Regions from separate parts of the Homo sapiens genome. Here regions 2 and 3 are each linked to region 1. A link is a contact called in ENCODE Hi-C or POLR2A ChIA-PET data. All regions are on one chromosome and are shown on one strand. Each heading gives the region's core, a stretch centred on a gene start or an enhancer-like site at or near the end of the contact. The rest is flanking DNA. Distances are from core to core; before and after follow the strand shown.

Region 1 (3,925 bases), core at 919-3,418:
GGGCGCCATGAACAGCAGCAGGAATGCAGACAGCTCCTCGGTGGAAGGGGGCGGGTCCCTGGTGAAGCCCCACCTTCAATCCTGGAAGGGCCTGAAGCCTGGGGGCCAGGTCACCAGTCCCAGTACCAGAGCGGGGAACTTGTGGTGCTTTTCCCCAGGCCTGCTCATGGCCACCTATGGCCGCCCATGGACCAATCAGCACTCACTTCTTCCCCTCTGAGGTCCATAAAAAACCCTGGACTCAGCCAGACTCAAAGAGAGGACGGGTAGATGGGGAGAAAACCAGCTGCAGAGAGGAACTACCCTTTCTGCTGAGAGCTGGACACTTGTTGGGATGAACTGCCTACCAGAGAGGAGCTACCCTCTCTGCTGAAAGCTGAACACTTGTGGGGAAACCCTGGCTATGGAGAGGAGCTGCCCACTGCAGGTCTCTTCTGAAGTATTCTGTTGCTCAATAAAGCTCCTCTTCGTCTTGCTCACTCTCCACTTGTCTGCCTACCCCATTCTTCCTGGATGCAGGACAAGAACTCGGGACCTGCCAAATGGTGGGGCTAAAAGAGCTGTAACACAGGCTGGGTGCAGTGGCTCACGCCTTTAATCCCAGCACTTTGGGAGGCCGAGGGGGGTGGGGCGGATCACCTGAGGTCAGGAGTTTGAGGCCAGCCTGGCCAACATGGTGAAACCCTGTCTCTACTAAAAATACAAAAATCGGCCGGGTGCGGTGGCTCACACCTGTAACCCCGGCACTTTGGGAGGCCGAGGCGGGCAGATCACAAGGTCAGGAGTTGGAGATCAGCCTGGCTAACATAGTGAAACCCTGTCTCTACTAAAAATGCAAAAAAGCTGGGTGTGGTGGTGGGCGCCTGTAATCCCAGCCACTTGGGAGGCTGAGGCAGGGGAATCGCTTGAACCTGGGAGGTGGAGGTTGCAGTGAGCCGAGATCCTGCCACTGCACTCCAGCCTGGGCAACAAGAGCAAGACTCCCTATCAAGAAAAAAAAAAAAAAAAGGGAGAGAATGTGGTACATATATACCATAGAATACTTCACAGTCATAAAAAAAGAATAAGATCATGTCTTTTGCAGCCATATGGATGGAGCTGGAGACAATTATCCTAAGCAAACACAGGAACAGAAAATTAAATACCTCATGCTCTCACTTAAAAGCGGGAACTAAACATTAAGTAAACATGGACGTAATGATGGGGACAACAGACACGGTGACCTACTTGAGGGTGGAGAGTGGGAGGAGGGTGAGGATGGAAAAACTACCTATCAGGAACTACGCTTATTACCTGGGTAATAATAATCTGTACACTAAACCCCCAAGACAGTCAATTTATATAACAAATCTGCACATGTATCCCTGTACTTAAAAGTTGAAAAGAGGCCGGGCGCGGTGGCTCACGCCTGTAATCCCAGCACTTTGGGAGGCTGAGGTGGGAGGATCGTTTGAGCCCAACATAGGAAGACTCCTGTCTCAAAAAAAAAAAAAAAAAAAAAAAAATTACCAGGGTGTGGTGGCAGGCCCCTGTGGTCCCAGCTACTCAGGAGGCAGAAGCAGGACGATCCCTTGGGCCCAGAAACTCAAGGCTGCAGGGAACCGAGATCATGCCACTGCTTCCACCCTGGGTAACAGAGCAAGACCCCGTCTCCAAAAAAAAAAAAAAAAAAAAGCAATACAGGGGTACTTAATATTTATTCATATATTTACCTGAGAATCATCAGTTTTACTAAGGCTGTATGATGTTAGCAGATATTGGTTCTATCAGTCTCTCCGCAGACATTTGCTGTAAATAAAGCAGAGAGGCTTTCAGAGTGCACCCTGTTTTTGTTCCTCCATCCTGTTGTCTGGATCCCCTTCTAAAACGTAAGTTCCAGGATGGCAGGAACTTTGTCTATTTGGTTCACACTCGACACAGTTAGTGCTCAAAAATGTCTAACGACACAGGCCTGCTTCTCGGTTTGCACTGCTCCTCCATGGTAGTCTGTGCAGTGGGAGAAGGCAGCCCGGGCCCAGGGTCCACGGAGAAGACGCAAATCGACAGCGCGGGAGCGCGGACCTTCTGGAGGCGCGCGGCGCTTACCGCTGTCCGTCCTCGAAGCCCCGCCCCGGGGCTCCGCCTCCGCCGGCGCGTGTTCCTTTAGGGACCGCGCGCGCCGCGGCCTCGCTCTGGGGCCGGTACTTGCGCGCCCGCACCCCGCGCTCCCCGCCCCGCTCCCCGTCCCGCGCTCCACGCGCGCCCCAGCGTTGGGGGCTTCTCCTCCGCGGCGGGAATGTCTGGCCGGCTCCGGCAGCACGGCGCGGCCCAGGTCCCCGCGCCCACGACGGGCCAGCGCGCTGGGCCATGATCCGGCTGGGCGGCTGGTGTGCGCGGCGGCTCTGCAGCGCGGCGGTTCCCGCGGGGCGGCGCGGGGCGGCGGGCGGGCTGGGCCTGGCGGGAGGCCGCGCCCTACGGGTGCTGGTGGACATGGACGGCGTGCTGGCTGACTTCGAGGGCGGATTCCTCAGGAAGTTCCGCGCGCGCTTTCCCGACCAGCCCTTCATCGCGCTGGAGGACCGGCGCGGCTTCTGGGTGTCGGAGCAGTACGGCCGCCTGCGGCCAGGGCTGAGCGTGAGCGTCCCCGCCCCGCCCCGCGCCGGGCCTCCTTCTCGCCCCGAGCCCCAGACACCGCCCCTGCGCCGGTGACCTTGGACGGTCAGCGCCCCAGCCTCGGGGTGGCCCTCTGATAGAATAGGGTCTGGGGGGGACTAGGGGCCACAGCGCACCGGGAAGATGCGGCCCCGCGCTCAGGATCTGTTGGCTGCCATCCAAGGTTTCTGAAAATGCGGGAGAGTACAAAGTGTTAATATACCTAACTCTGCATTTAAAGCTGACTTCAAAATTTGTGGCATATTTGGCCTCAAGTCGTTTGTTAAATTTTTAGAAAAATAAACGTTATAAGTTGTCCTCTTTCACCCCGACCGCAGTCACATTCCCACTTCTTTGTCCCCAGGACTTTGATGGGTGTCTTTACCCATCTTTTTTACTGTTGTCCATGAAAGCATAGCTTCCAGGGGTATTTGAGGCCCAGAGAGGTTGTGTGACTTTCTGGGGGTCACACAGTGAGTCAGTGGTCCAGGTGAGGTGGGATCCACCTCATGTCTTATCCCCTTGCAGAGCTGGCCTTGCTGAACACCTGAGCTCAACCCCTACCATCCGACTCCCGAGGTGTTCTGTCCAGGATGGATAGAGGGGAAAGATCCAAGGAGGGACGTTTACACACAGATCTTGGTTGGTAAATTTGAAGTATTTTGCAAAAGGAACAGGGGATTTTGGTATGCACAAAATTAAAGAGGCTGAGTGTTTTTTGGCATCCCTTGATTGGCCACCTAGGGTTGCTGCTGGAGGGTTTGATAAAGAGGAGAAGGAAGTTACAAGAGCCCGTTTTTTAGCCACAAGTTCACTGCATCCTCTCTTTTGTTGGGTAGATATTATTATCTCTGTTTTCCAGATGAGGAAACTTGCCCCAAGTCACATGCTGCTCAGGGGCTCAGTCAGGACTCAAACCCAAGTCTGTCTGCCTCCCAAGCACAGTTAGTGCTCCCCACTCCACAGTCCTGTTCTCTGTACTACTGTCTCTAACAAGTGACATTTCTTCTGACATCAGAAAGATGCCTCATCAGTAATGTGGTTTGTTGAGGGACAGGTGTTAAAAAAGGAAACCAAGTACCGTTTGTCTCCATCAACACCAGGCACTTCAGAAGGTGACTTTCACAGAGCCCAGTGTGCTGAGCTCTTCTACAGCGGATGCCTAATGATAAACTTTAAACTGGAGAAAATGCCCTGGTACTTTCTGCAGCCTCAGGAATAGGCTCCAGTGTGTGGCGAGTGTTCATTTATAGGCAGCGCTCGGCATGGGGAGTCTGGACACCATATATCCGCC
Region 2 (3,925 bases), core at 476-2,975, 710 kb before region 1:
TGTAAACACAAGCGTTCTGTACATCTTGCTGGTGAATTCACATAATGCTTAGTTCCCTGATCCTTTGACCTCCTCGTCTTCTCCAGTTATTTTCTGTCTGGACCACTGGCCTCAGGAGTGGAGTGGGGTTGGGGCTTAGGAGAGAGCAATGTGGCTTTTTGGTATGACTTGTTTTATTGCTTGCCCTCTCAGCACACTCCTGTTTCTCCTAACACAAAGTCTGAGATTTAAGCCCTTAAACCTGTAGGTTTCACCGTCAGCTTTTTCTTTTTCTTTCTTTTTTCTTTTTTTTTTTGCATAGGCATTACTAGGGACGTGAATGGGAGACTGGTATAGAAAGTGGTGAGGAGCCGAAGCCAAGAAATTGCTTTAAACACAAGATGAAAATGCTCTGTTCTGTCCACACAAAGAATCACCTAATACTGGTGTGAGGCACCTCACTTAGCTGTGGAGAAGTCCCTGGAATTAGATCTCAGAAAGACAGTTCCAGCTTTAAGACAGTAAAACCTTTTGGCAATGGGCTAATTGCCTTAAAGGAAAGAAGGGTTCTACTTGAAAGAACTTGCAGGTGGAGAAATTGTCCTACAAAGATTCTTGGAAATGTTAATGGAGATAACTGACATAGGTAGCTGTGGGCCAACCAGGAGCTGTCAACAGCCTGATCTCAGCAAAACCAGGACGGCCAGTTAATAGTTCCTTCAGTTCTCTGATGGTCACAAATGTAATTTTATTTCATTTCGCCTTGTGGAGGTTCTGCAACAAATGTAATTTTAAAGGAATTGGGAGCCAGAAAGATAAATGCAACTCCTTCAACTATGTGACAGGGCAGACTGGTGAATCTGGGTTCCCAGAGTGTGGAGCAAGTGCCCTGCATCAGAGGACGGCCCAGGGGAAACGTGCATGATGCCGAACCCCACAGGACAGAATTACTTCAATCGCCTGGTCCTGACTACTACAAGGAGGAAGTCTCAGTGTCTCAGTTTGCATCTACGCTCAGATTTCTTTTTCTTTTGGAGACAGAGTCTCCCTCTGTCGCTCAGGCTGGAGTGCAGTGGTGTGATCTTGGCTCACTGCTACCTCCACCTCCTGGGTTCAAGCAATTGTGCCTCAGCCTCCCCTGTAGCTGGGACTACAGGCGTGCGCCACCACGCCCGGCTTATTTTTGAATTTATAGTAGAGACGGGGTTTCATCATGTTGGCCAGGAATGATGCGAGTTTTAATACACTCACTTTACAGTTTCTTATGTTTTTAAACTACTTTCACGTTGTAGCAAAAACGAACCTTAAAGGCTTCACAGAGGCCGGTCCACGGGAGGGGAGCGCCGGTCTCCCGGTCCCGCCGGGCTCACAGGGACGGAGCGGCCTGGGATTCCGCCCACCCCCTTCCCGCCGTCAGCGATTCCTCCTCCTCGGAGGGTCTGGGGACTTCTCCCAGAAGCCGCCACCTCGCGCCAGGACACCGGGAGTTCCGCCGCTCCCTGCGAGAGGGAACTGGCCAGAGGCCCTGCGGGGCACCGCGCGCGAGTGAGGCAGAAACCCAGGCACCATGCAGAAAGCCCCGAAAAATGTCCCTGGAGAAGCCGGGGAACAGCTCCCTCCACAGCCGTCAGGGCCCGCACAGGCTGTTTCCTCACGGAGGACTCGGCCCCAGGTTGTCACGAAGCCGCGACCGCGCCTCCCCGGGGTCCTCAAGGAACGCAGCGCTCTGCCTCACTGCAGACAAGGCAGTCCGCAGGCGGAACACGCATGCGCGCCGGCAAGTCAGCCAGGGCGGGTTCGCGCGCCCTCTTGCGGCCCTCTAGGTGCAGTGCAGGGAGCTTTGCGTTTTAGGGACTTGGGCTCCCTCCGGCCATCCTCTATTGCTTTTTGGTATTTTCAGTAGAGACGCGGTTTCGCCATGTTGGCCAGGCTGGTTTGGAAGTCCTGACCTCAGGTGATCCACCCGCCTCGGCCTCCCAAAGTGCTGGAATTACAGGCGTGAGCCACTATGCCTGGCCCTGGCCATCCTCTTTAACTACTGAACTTCAGATTATTCAAAGCCGTTACACTCCACCCAACAGCTTCAGAATATCCTCTAGTATTCTCTAACACGCATGGAACAGTCTCCAGATTAGACCACAAATTAGGTCACAAAGCTAGTCTCAATCAATTTTAAAAGACTGAAGTAATACAATATTTTCTATAACCACAATATAAGGAAACATTAACAGAAGGAAAACTGGAACATTCACAAATACGTGAGAATTAAACAACACACTCTTAAACAACCAATGGTCAAAGAAAAAATAACATGGGAAATTGGAAAATACGATGAGACAAATGAAAATGAAGCACAACATACCAAAACTATGACAATCAGTGAAAGCAGTTTCAAAGGGAAAATTTTACGAGTAAACATTTACCTTTAAAAAACAAAGATATCAGATAAATAACCTAACTTTACACCTTAAGGAGCTGGATAAAGAAGAGAAAACAAAACCCAAAGTTAGGAGAAGGAAGATGCTATAGTTTAAATGTGTCCTCCAATGTCCATGTGTTGGAAACTTAATCTCCAATGTAACAGGGGTAAGAGGTAAGACTTTTAAGAGGTGATTAGGCCATGAGGACTCTGTCCTCATGAGTGGATTAATGCCATTATTAAGGGAGTGTGTTCCTTTCAAAAGGACAAGTTCAGCACTCTCTTGCTCTCTCTTCCCTTTTCTTGGCCCTTCTGCTTTCTCCCATGGGATAACATAGCAAGAAGGCCCTCACAAGATGCTGGCACCTTGATCTTGGACTTCCCAGCCTCCAGAACTGTAAGAAAATAAATTTCTGATTTTTGAAAAATAAATTATGTGGCCTGTGGTATTTTGTTGTAGAAGCACAAATGGACTAAGACAGAAGGAAATAATAAAGATTAGAGCATAGTTAAACAAAATAGAGGATAGAAAAATAGGGAAAAAATCAACAAAACCCAAAGTTGGTCCTTTGAAAAGGTCAAGAAAATTGACAAAACTTCAGGTAGAGTAAGAAGAGAAAGATTATTAAAACACTGTTATTTTATTATTTTTCCTAATTATTTAACAATATTTAACAGTAATATAATAAAATTATTGCAATATGAAAATTTATATAAAACTAAAACATTAAATCAGAAATAAAAGTGGGGACGTGACTATTGATTTTGAAGAAATACACAGAATTATAAGAGAATATTAAATCAATTGTATCCCAACAAAGTAGGTAATCTAGATGAAATGGATACATTTTGAGACAGAGTCTCACACTGTCATCAGGCTGGAGTGCAGTGGCACGATCTTGGCTCACTGCAACCTCTGCCTCTGCCTCCCGGGTTCAAGCGTTTCTCCTGCCTCAGCCTCCTGAGTAGTTGGGACAACAGGCGTGCACCACCACTCCCAGCTAATTTTTGTATTTCTAGTAGAGACGGGGTTTCACCATGTTGGCCAGGATGGTCTCAATCTCTTGACCTCATGATCCACCCTCCTCGGCCTCCCAAGGATAAATTCTTAGAAGCACTCAGACTTCCAAAACAGATTGAAGAAGAAATGGAGAATCTAAGGATATCTTTTTTTTTTTTTTTTTTTTGAGACAGAGTCTCACTCTGTCACCCAGGCTTGAGTGCAGTGGCACGATCTTGGCTCACTGCAATCTTGGCCTCTCAGGTTCAAGCAATTCTCCTGCCTCAGCCTCCTGAGTAGCTGAAATTACAGGTGTGTGCCACCACACCTGGCTAATTTTTGTATTTTTAGTAGAGATGGGGTTTCACCATGTTGGTCAGACTGGTCTTGAACTCCTGACCTCGTGATCCGCCCGCCTCGGCCTCCCAAAGTCGTGGGATTACAGGCGTGAGCCACTGCGCCCGGCCAGGATATCTTTTTAAATAAATAGAATGAATCAGAAACCTTTTAACAACAAAAAGGGCCAG
Region 3 (3,925 bases), core at 1,426-3,925, 670 kb after region 1:
AACCCTAACTTAAATATTCTGTTATTAACAGTGGCAGTTTCAATTTACTGAGCTTCTACTATGTTCCAGATACTATGCTAAGTGTTTTCATACATTATCTCATTTAAACTACATTACTCTGTGAATAGGAATCTTTCTCTCTCTCTCTCTCTCTCTCAGAAGACTGACAAACTAAACCTCAGAAAGCAACACAATTTTCTGGGGTCACACAGCCAAGAAATGGGGGCCAGGTCAAAATTCAACTTAGGTCTCCCTGACAGAAGTATCAAGCTCTTTCCACTTGCTATATATCCCTATATCTCTTATATTTGGTTTTTTGTTGTTGTTGTTGTTGTTTGTTTGTTTTTTGAGACAGAGTCTCACTCTGTCGCCCAGGCTGGAGTGCAGTGGCACAATCTCAGCTCACTGCAAACTCCGCCTCCCGGGTTCAAGCAATTCTCCTGCCTCAGCCTCCCGAGTAGCTGGGACTACAGGCGCATGCCACCACGCCTGGCTAATTTTCTTTTTTTTTTTGGATTTTTAGTAGAGACGGGGTTTCACCGTGTTAGCCAAGATGGTCTCGATCTCCTGACCTTGTGATCCGCCCGCCTCAACCTCCCAAAGTGCTGAGATTACAGGCGTGAGCCACCGCACCCAACCACATTTGTATTTTAAATCCCCTTTAACTTCTACCCCTCATTTACTACCTTGTCATTTTAAAGGTGTAGAGCTTCCTATTATAAAGGGGACAGAAAGGAAAACAATTCTCGCAAGTTTTCTGGCTCCCTCCATTAACTGGCTGGAAATTAGTTTTTGGAGTGTGGCTGCCATGCAAGAGCACCTGAAGAGAGTGGAAAAGGACATGGGGAAGAAGTAAGGAAGTGAGAATCCAGAGACTCTCCAGTGGGCAGCAAGAGACAAGATGTCAAAAAGGTGGGAAAACACTCTTTTGGGGTCCCTCATGCATTATAAAAGATACTACGCCAGAAAGTAAAGAAAGGCTCCTAAATGCTAATTAGCCAACAGGAGAGACCTCAATAAGTTTATAGGCTCCACTAAAGGCTGGAAAGTAAGCTAAAATTTCATAAGCAAAGCAGAAAATAAACAAATCACTACTGCTGAAATCAGGCCCATAAGAACACCAAAGATCCTGGCTCATAAAAGACGTTTTACCAGTCCTTCAACCAACCAGGAGGAATCCAGTTTTCAAACAAACTAATCAGCATTCTTGACTGATCAAGTGGCATAAGCCACTGCCTTGGGTAAAAAGGCAAGTTGCTTTCTTAGTAAGGAAGTCCCATATGGTGGCCATTTCAGTATTCCTTTACCTACACTTTGGGCTTTCCTTATCCATGATTCTGGCCATCTCTGGTGTCCCCAGGTGTCCACATCCCCCCTATAGGATTAACAGATAATGCTGAGTACCATTCTCTCTACATTGCCAACAAAAGATTTCAGCTTTGGTAAACTTAATATGAGGTGGGGGAGGAAGCAACAGTCAATGTGCAGAGTACTACAAAGAATATCAAAACTTGAGAACTTTAAGGGATCTATCACATCTCATCTCCAAACACTTTGACAGACAGGGGAACTTCAAACCAGAAAGGGCACAAGGTCATATGGAGTCACTGACAAAACCACTGCTAGAGTCCAGGCTTCCATGATTCCCAGTCCAGGGCTCTTATCATTAAATAACACAGCCTCCCTTCTTTCCTGGGAGGCACTGCAGGCATGCCATCCCCCTGCCAAGATAATCACCCTCCAAGAGCCCCTCCTCCTATCCCAGTCCCTCCTACAGCACAGCTGAGTTGCAGCTCAAATTAGCAAGTCCCGGAGCAGGGGGCATTTCTGGGAGGGTGCCCAGTCTGAGGGTTGCTGGTACCGAAGAGGAGGGACAAAGATGGAGAAGAAGGTGACATCCCACAAAGGGTTTGGGAGAACTGGGTCCTTGGGGCAGTGGCAGTGAGCCTGCTGGGCTGGATAAAGACACATGCAGTGGCATCTCCCAAAGCGCATTGGGGAAGCAGACCAGCAGTTGGCACCACCTCTAGCAGCAAAAGGAAGGGCTGAGCCTTGATGGGCAGGGAAGCCTGGGGCATCTCCGAGTCCAAGTTGGGCCTCAGGGGTGCCTCCTGGCAGAGTGGCACTGGCGCGCCCGTGAGGTGGCACCAGTGCCCGGGAGGAGGCCCGAGGACACAGATGCCCTGCCTGCCCGTGGGATAGCACCGGCACCCGGCGAAGGCCCAGCCCCCCCGGGAGGTGGCACCGGCGCCCGGCGAACGCCCGACGACCAGGATGCCCAACCCGCCCGTGAGGTGGCACCGACGCCCAGTGAAGGCCAGACGACCAGGATGCCCAGCCCGCCCGTGAGGTGGCACAAGCGCCCGGCAAAGGCCCGACGACCAGGATGCCCAGCCCGCTCGTGGAGTGGCACCCGCGGCTGGCGGAGGCCCAGCCCGCTCGTGAAGTGGCACCGGCGCCCGGCGGAGGCCCGCGGTCCTCACCAGCCGGATCAGCGGCCGCCGTTGCCCAGCCTCCTGCCCCACACGCGGCCTTACCGAGGCACTGCCCCACTGGTGTGCTGAACGGGTTCCCCAGGAGGAACTCCATCTTGGGTGGACAACACGCAGCGGCCCGGGCCCCCTGTCTGCCACCTAGGCCTCCGCTGTAACCCGCCGGACTCCCGTCCTGACTGACACTTGCCCCCTCCCCACTCTCTGGAACGCCGAGCTTAGGGCCTTTGGCCCCGCCCCCTTGCCGCGTCTCTATTGGGGGACACCTACGAAGCCCGCCTCCTATTGGTCGTTACACCTCTGTCAGCAAAGCCCCCACCCACCCCGCAGCGTCCGATTGGGCGGAGGAGCGAGCTAGGTCACCGGAGTCCCTGTCAGCCGTGGCGGCACCTCCCCTGGCCCGCCCCCAAAGGGGAAGCTGCGCATTTTGATTCCTCTGTATATTGGTCAATCTAAAGGATTCTTACTATTATTGGACAAAAGACGAGTCAATCACGCAAATGGACGGAACAGAGGTGAATCTAGGAATATCCCCGCCCATAGAAAGTACTGATTGGAGAAACATTTGTTTTCTCTACGGCTGGTTGGTGTAAGGAGTGTTTCACCACACGGAGATGTGGTCACGTGACTTGTCAACTTTCACCCAGGATGTCTCCCTTCTGACTTCCCCTTAGCAACCAAGTCGCGGCGCTTGGTTCCCCAGCAACCGGGAGACGCGTCTGCTGCGTGGAACCGCCGAGTTCCCAGCGCTTGAGAAGGTGAGACCTGGGAGCTGAGGCTCCCGGAGGACTTGCAGGGACAGATAGTGCCCGACGTAACTCTTTCCTGTGACCTTTTTCTCGGAGAACGCCGGCCCGGCCCTTCTCATTTATAAAATGAGCACGTAGGTCCTCTCCCAGCCACTTTACAGTCGTGTGAGACAGCCAAGACACTTTAGTCCTGGGCTTGTCAAGCTTTTGAATAAAAAAAAAAAAAAATACTAAGGAAGCATTTCCCGAGGGAGCAGGGCCAGAATGGATTTTTAAGGGGTTCCGTCTTCCAGCCTCCTTTCATAGAAAGAGAGGTACCCGGTCCACTGATAACTTTTCCCAGAATTTAGCCATCATAACTGACCTCATAACTATCAAATGATTTCATCTTGGTACTGTATATACCGCTTTGGATGTGAATACGGCTACTCAAGTTCTGTATCCGTCTCTGTCAGTAACTCATTGTACGACTTTGGACAAGTTCCTTTACCTCCCTGGAGCCTCAGGTTCCCTAGCTGGGAAATAAGGGCATTAGGACTCCCTTTTTATGGCCTCCGGAGCTTACATGTACTTAAATAATGCATGTGCACTGAGCACACAGTAAGCATTCAGTAAGTGATTGATTTTATTCTTTTTTAAGAAAAATTTTGTTCATTATTTATTTATTTATTTATTTTTTATTTT

The links. Hi-C counts contacts between places; a loop is a spot of excess contacts on that map. ChIA-PET counts read pairs that join two places held with the same protein, here RNA polymerase II (POLR2A). Pooled maps may share reads with other maps.
Region 2: a loop to region 1 is called in a map of naive thymus-derived CD4-positive, alpha-beta T cell, with 4 times the contacts of the local background. The contact joins the enhancer-like site here to the promoter of NT5M in region 1. A Hi-C loop is called at or near these places in 1 of 168 maps with a recorded cell type or tissue (naive thymus-derived CD4-positive, alpha-beta T cell), 1 of 37 single-sample maps with no recorded cell type and 5 of 50 pooled maps.
Region 3: a loop to region 1 is called in a map of naive thymus-derived CD4-positive, alpha-beta T cell, with 7 times the contacts of the local background. The contact joins the promoter of TOM1L2 here to the promoter of NT5M in region 1. A Hi-C loop is called at or near these places in 2 of 168 maps with a recorded cell type or tissue (both naive thymus-derived CD4-positive, alpha-beta T cell) and 10 of 50 pooled maps. POLR2A ChIA-PET finds 5 or more read pairs at or near these places in 1 of 52 experiments (activated CD4-positive, alpha-beta T cell).

What each region holds. Positions count from the first base shown.
Region 1 is chr17:17,301,205-17,305,129 of GRCh38, forward strand. NT5M (5',3'-nucleotidase, mitochondrial) reads left to right here and starts at 2,169. Exons shown (of 5, transcript NM_020201.4): 1 at 2,169-2,613. The coding sequence starts at 2,347. RefSeq lists an enhancer at 1-125 and silencers at 2,099-2,268, 2,319-2,418, 2,549-2,738.
Region 2 is chr17:16,587,731-16,591,655 of GRCh38, forward strand. No RefSeq gene overlaps it. Among named protein-coding and RNA genes, the nearest start is that of ZNF287, 20 kb to the left of the region's middle. RefSeq lists an enhancer at 1,410-1,479. Within about 2 kb of position 1,726, at least 18 of the 41 ENCODE cell types and tissues checked have a DNase peak (open chromatin) inside an H3K27ac peak, as active enhancers do.
Region 3 is chr17:17,969,725-17,973,649 of GRCh38, forward strand. It overlaps TOM1L2 (target of myb1 like 2 membrane trafficking protein), which reads right to left and starts at 2,676. Exons shown (of 15, transcript NM_001082968.2): 1 at 2,538-2,676. The coding sequence starts at 2,589. DRC3 (dynein regulatory complex subunit 3) reads left to right here and starts at 3,138. Exons shown (of 14, transcript NM_031294.4): 1 at 3,138-3,250. RefSeq lists enhancers at 2,169-2,738, 3,110-3,429 and a silencer at 2,380-2,429.